Linked DNA regions of Homo sapiens: region 2 is linked to region 1. The links are chromatin contacts, found by Hi-C or POLR2A ChIA-PET in ENCODE. All regions are on one chromosome and are shown on one strand. The core of a region is the stretch at or near the end of the contact, and the rest is flanking DNA. Distances in the headings are between cores, read along the strand shown. Region 1 overlaps PPARD (peroxisome proliferator activated receptor delta). Region 2 overlaps FKBP5 (FKBP prolyl isomerase 5).

Region 1 (2,922 bases), core at 234-2,733:
AGCTACTTGGTCTGATTTATTTGAAATATGAAATTCCTTTGCTTGGCTGTCTGGTTGGTATCTTTGGTGTGAAGAATATGACAACCCTAGAGATACCTAGGTTAGCACAGCAGTTGGACCTTTCTAGTCTTGTGCCTTGGACATACTTAAGGTACACTTGGAAAAGTAGATTTTAAAACCCTGGATAATTTGGTTTGCCAGTTAAATAAACTTCTATATTTTAGAATATTTGGAAAATAAAGATAAATATAAGGAAGACCATAAAATTACCTAGAACTTTCCTCTCAGAGAATTTCCACGGTTAATGTTTTGAATGGCTATTCATCCTTCCCCTCATGACCCTTCACACCCCCTCTTTTTGAAAACCATATTGAAGTCATATTGAATGTTACTTTTTAGCAGTTTTGTTGAGATGTAAGTCATAAAGTCCACCTGTTGACAGTGTGCAATTTGATGGTTTTTAGTATTTACAGAGTTGTACAACCATCACCACAATCTAGTTTTAGAACATTTTCTTAGTCCCAAAAAGACATCTTATAATCCATTAGCGTGCATTCCCGCCTCGATGCCCCATCCCGCCCTTACTCCAGCCCAAGACTACCACTCATCTGCTTTCTCTACGTACAGATTTACCTGTTCTGGACATTTCATATAAATGGGATCATACAATATGTGATCTTTTGTGATTGGCTTCTGTCACTGGACATAATCATGGTACTGTTTTGAAACCTGCTTTAAACATTTATATCCTAGCAATTTGAATATAGTTTTCAAGAATGCACTTTTAATAGCAGAGCGGTATTCATTCTTATGAGAATATCTAATCTTATTTAATCAGTCCTGCCAACAGACGTTTAGGTTATTTCTCATCTTTTGCTCTTATAGCCAGTGCTCTCTGCACTCAGAAATTATTTTGTTGATTTATTGGTTAATTGTCCGAATCTGTGACTAGAACAAAAGCTCTTTGAGAACAGTCACCTTCTCTGTCTCCCCTACTACTTGGCATAGTTCCTGGCACTTGGTAGGTATTCAGTTTTTAAAGGATGTGTATGTGTGTATATGTGCAAATTTTGAATGAATCAAAATGTAAGGATATTAATAAATGTTGCCATATTGCCAAATTCTAGAAAGTTGTACTAATTTACCCTCTCACTGCAGTATAAGGGTACCTGACTCCCTGTTCCTTTGAATCTGGGTTAATTTGTACAGGAAGTCCTGTGATCTTTTGAATGATGATATTCTCTGACCTGTCAACCAGTTAGTTTGGGAATTGATGCTGTCTGTGTCCTGACCCTGTCTGTGGGCCAGGAAGGGTCTGGCTGTTGGGAAAGATGGTGGTGTGTGGGAGCTCTAGCTGCCCGGGTCCTCATTGTGGCTCCGTGGTATTGTATCGTTTCCTGTTGCCCTTAGAAAGGCTGCATCGTGTTGTCTGGCCACTTCCTCTATTGTGTGCAGGCATGTTGGGGAGTGAGTAGAGTTGGGTGGATAAAGTATGTGTAAGAAGATACTGGTTATGGCTGCTGATTGGAGTGCCTTTTGAAGTCGTCAGGAGAGATGTCACTCTGGAAGTTCAGTGTCTTCAAAAATAGAAATGAAGAAATGCTTCCAGGAAGTCTGATGCAACTGGCCCAGTCTGCCCCCATCTGAGGGTGGTGGGCACCCACATGGCTGGTAAACGCTTCATGAGTCACCCACTGGCCACAGTCCCTGCTCCTCTCCACACACTTCCTGTCTGGAAAAGCCTGCTACCCGCCCATGGTGAAGAGTCACCCCAGAGAACTTGCCAGGGATGCAGGGCAGGTCTTCCCAGGTCACAGCAGCAGCCTCTCGCTCATGGGTTTCACAGCAGTTCTTCTCCCCAAGATGAGTTGTGGTAACTGCTTTTTAGATAAATATGTGGAATGGATGGTTGGGATTGGAAAAAAAAAGAGCGGCTAGATGGCAAGGCAGCTCTTGTGTGTAGCAGGGAGCTCACACGAGCCCCATGGTGGGGCAGTTAAGGCCCCAGAATTCACCTTCTCCAGCAGCTGGCTGCTCATTCTTTTCTTCTTCTCGTGGTTTTCCCATCACATTTCCCTTGGGGTTTCTTCCAGGCCTTCCCCTACTCACCCCACACCCTCTCAGAAGATGCTGCCTCATGTAACTTGGCCAAGCTCTCAAGCATTACAGATGCCTTTACCTTCTTTTCTTTGCATCTTAGAAATCACTCACATGTTGGTCTCTCTCACATAATTGCTTTTTATTATTACTTCAGCGGTTGCCAAGTGCCTACTCTATGCCTAGTACCTTGTTAGACTCGGGAATGATGCAGAAGAAAGAGACTGGACCCTGCCCCCTAGGAGGGTAAATGTCTGTTCTCCCATGGCCTCTGTTTCCCTTCCTCTCTGACTGCGCCTTTGCTGCCCTGGTTCCTCTTCCTCTTTCCGCTGCCTGAGTGTCAACATTCTTCAGGCTTCTGCCCTCTCTCCTCTCCCTCCACGCGCTTGTCCCTTCCTGTGGCTGTGACCATCTGCTCTTATAGCTACCAAATACTAAAGTTCTTTTCTCCTGAAAACCAGGTCCCTGTGTCCACCTGCCTGCTGGAGTGTGCAGCCTTAAAAGCAGAGTCCATCTTTGTCTCTGCTCTTTGCATATCCCCTTTCTGTTAATAATCCGTCATTCTCTCAGTTTCCCGGAGCCTTACTGACAGCTTTAAACCTCATTCCTCTGCCATGCACAGGTCGTTCCTCCCGTTCTTTTGAGTGTTTCTCCCCACTGATTTTCCTGCCTGTAGTGAGTTGGATGGTTGCCCCTCCAAAAGATATGTCCAAGTCCTAACCCCTAGAACCTGTGAACATGACCACCTTGTTTGGAAAAAAACTCATTGCAGAGATTCTTTCCTATGCTGCAGACGTACATGAACCTGTGCTCATTGACCTCCTC
Region 2 (2,922 bases), core at 198-2,697, 300 kb after region 1:
AAAAAGAATCCTCTATGGCAACAGCAGATCAGCCACTGCATAAAATCCAACTCTTCTTCCCACTATACCCAGCCCTTTACGGTCTGGCCTTGCTGAGACTCCTTGTGTGAGCCCAGAGCCCACTCCCCTTTATGCTGGAAACAGCATCCCGGGACTTTCCTCTGGGAAGCCCTGCTTCTCCCTCTTAGGCTAGGCCCAGTGTCCATTTTTTGCCAGTCAGTGCTTTCTATCCCTTTGGCTACCACAACAGTTCAGGGGTAAACACACAACCCTAACAGACCAAAACCAAAATCAATCCTGAAAAGAGTCTAATTTTAATGAAACTATTAAATTGATTATAATTAAGTGACATGTAATACAGCTAAAAATCCTTTTAAAAACTTTGTAATAAATGGAATTTTCACTTAATGTGGCCCCTAAATGTTCTGTGTGACTACAATTTCATATCATAAAACTGGAATGGAATAGTTATAAGTCACCTCTTTTGTTGTTTTTTTTCTTCTTTTTTTTGTATTATTATACTTTAAGTTTTAGGGTACATGTGTTTTGTTTTGTTTGTTATTATTATACTTTAAGTTTTAGGGTACATGTGAAGTCACCTCTTTTGTTAAAATGCACAACAATAAAACAACAAAATATAATGACACAATTTCCATTTCTAAGAAACTATCAGAACTTCATGATTGTCTTAAAGAATTAGAATGTTAAATTCCTATCAATCACATCCTGTTAAAATACTAAGTATAGAAACAGTAAGAAAATGCAGCTCAACCAAGCATATACATTAGTCATATTTCCTCTGATAATTTTTTTTTATAACTTCAAAACTAAAGACTCCTGTAGGAAGTATTTTATAAGGAACCTAAAATGAAACAATATCTAAGAAAACACTTGAGATGCAATTAACTTTTCAAAAAAAGTTTGATCAATTAATCATTTTCTTCTCAACTCTAAGAAAGCTATAGACTGTATTAATAAATCACAGGAAAACAAAGTTAAATTCAGTGTATGAAAACAGAAGTTAACCATTAGAACTCCCTAAGACTGAAATAGGCTATCCTGTAAAACAGGGACCTCCTCTTCCTTGGAACTAAGCTAAAACTAAAACTCTGGAATTCTCTGGAAATAAGACATCCTTGAGGAATTCAATTGATGTGCCAGCTGTTTTGTTTCTTGAAAGAATATAGCTGAATACATACAATAATCTGTTGCCTTTTTTTCTAGCATTGCACAATATTCCTGGCCTACAATGCACATACTGTATCTATTATCATATTTAAGCATCTGATATGAATCCTTAATATTCATCTCTAATTAAATACATACATATTTCAGTTTTCAAAAGAGCATGGTTTTCAGTAAAGTATCATATATATGTTTTCCACAGTCTAAATACAATACATTTCCTGAACTTTTAGCTTTCAGTTTCCTGTTCGTCAGTGGCTACAGCTCTAGAGGCAATACATAAACACACCCCAGCCATGGTATTTCCACTTTTGACAACAGTGGACATGAACTTAATATGACCAATATAATTACAATGCATAGAATGGTACCTGATGGCTAAGACAGCAACAGAAGAAATTCAATAATTTTCAAAATTAGAAATATAAATTATGTTCCATATGTAAGAATTCACATAACAAACCTCTTATAACTTATGACTCAGAAAAAGTTTCTCTCTTCTGAAAAATTGAAAAAGCTTTCTTTACTGGACAATAACTATAAAAGTCACCCTGTTTCCTTTTTTCTCTTGCTTGCCAGGAAGCTCAGAGCTAAATTTAATGTTCAAACACAGAAACTATCTTGCCTCAGATTACTGGTATAAAGATTTCTTCCCATTCCCCCATTCTGCTCATTATTTCTCAAGTGATTTATGCTCATTTTCTGTCTTTGTTTTTAATGGTCTTTGCCTGTTTTGCTTTAATCACAAACTATCAAATCCTTTTCAATGAATAGGTTAATATAAATTATAAATTAAAGAAAACTTAATGACCTTAGTTTGTATCTTCACATCACTGCATAACTTGTTAATGCAATTTATAAAAAATGAAGGTTCTAAAAGGTATCTTTGCTGTTTTAGAGTTAATTATTTCACATGAATCATGATTCACGATTCACTTTTAGAAAAGCCAATGACAATTTTTTTAAATAAAAGAATGATAGAATGAAACAAGGATCAAAACTTAAAATTACTAAATTAGAGACACAGAATTAGGAGGATTCAAAATTTTTTAATGTTTTAAATTTACTAACAAAATTGGTCTGGCAAAGCTAGATAACTATCATAAAAAATTAACTTACATAAAGTGTATTAAATTCTCAGTGGGCACGGTGGCTCATGCCTGTGATCCTAACACTTTGGGAGGCTGAGGCGGGTGGATCACTTGAGGTTAGAAGTTCGCCCTGGCCAATATGGTGAAACCCCGACTCTACTAAAAATACAAAAAAAAATTAGCCGGGTGTGGTGGTGGGCACCTGTAATCCCAGCTACTCGGGAGGCTGAGGCACAAGAATCGCTTGAACCTGGGAGGCGGAGGTTGCAGTGAGAAAAGATCGTGCCACTGCACTCCAGCCTGGGCAACAAAGCAAGACTCCATCTCAAAAAAAAAAAAGAAAGAAAAGAAAAGAAAAGAAAAACTCATATACTGCTATCTGTGTCATTAGCTGCAGAGTAGACAACAGGTATAAAAATATTGAAATAGCCTAGGAATCTAAGAAAAAGGGAAAAAACTCAGTCACATATTTAAAAAATATAAATGCACACATACACATGAAAATATCTCATATATGGTAATACCAAAGTTTGTTAAATGGAGGTAAAAGCAAAGTATTAATGAAATTAATAAGCCAGGTGCAGTGGCTCATGCCTGTAATCCCAGCACTTTCTGAGGCCAAAGTGAGACGATCCCTTGAACCCAG

Evidence for each region. A loop is a pair of places that touch in the nucleus more often than their neighbours do. ChIA-PET counts read pairs that join two places held with the same protein, here RNA polymerase II (POLR2A).
Region 2: a map of posterior vena cava shows a loop between it and region 1 (5-fold over the local background). The contact joins two enhancer-like sites. A Hi-C loop is called at or near these places in 1 of 168 maps with a recorded cell type or tissue (posterior vena cava). POLR2A ChIA-PET finds 5 or more read pairs at or near these places in 1 of 52 experiments (SK-N-SH).

What each region holds. Positions count from the first base shown.
Region 1 is chr6:35,368,893-35,371,814 of GRCh38, forward strand. All of the region lies in intron 2 of PPARD (peroxisome proliferator activated receptor delta), which reads left to right. Among named protein-coding and RNA genes, the nearest start is that of PPARD, 28 kb to the left of the region's middle. RefSeq lists enhancers at 1,468-1,717, 1,748-1,827, 2,167-2,426. Within about 2 kb of position 1,484, at least 27 of the 41 ENCODE cell types and tissues checked have a DNase peak (open chromatin) inside an H3K27ac peak, as active enhancers do.
Region 2 is chr6:35,668,129-35,671,050 of GRCh38, forward strand. All of the region lies in intron 1 of FKBP5 (FKBP prolyl isomerase 5), which reads right to left. Among named protein-coding and RNA genes, the nearest start is that of MIR5690, 4.8 kb to the left of the region's middle. Within about 2 kb of position 1,448, at least 8 of the 41 ENCODE cell types and tissues checked have a DNase peak (open chromatin) inside an H3K27ac peak, as active enhancers do.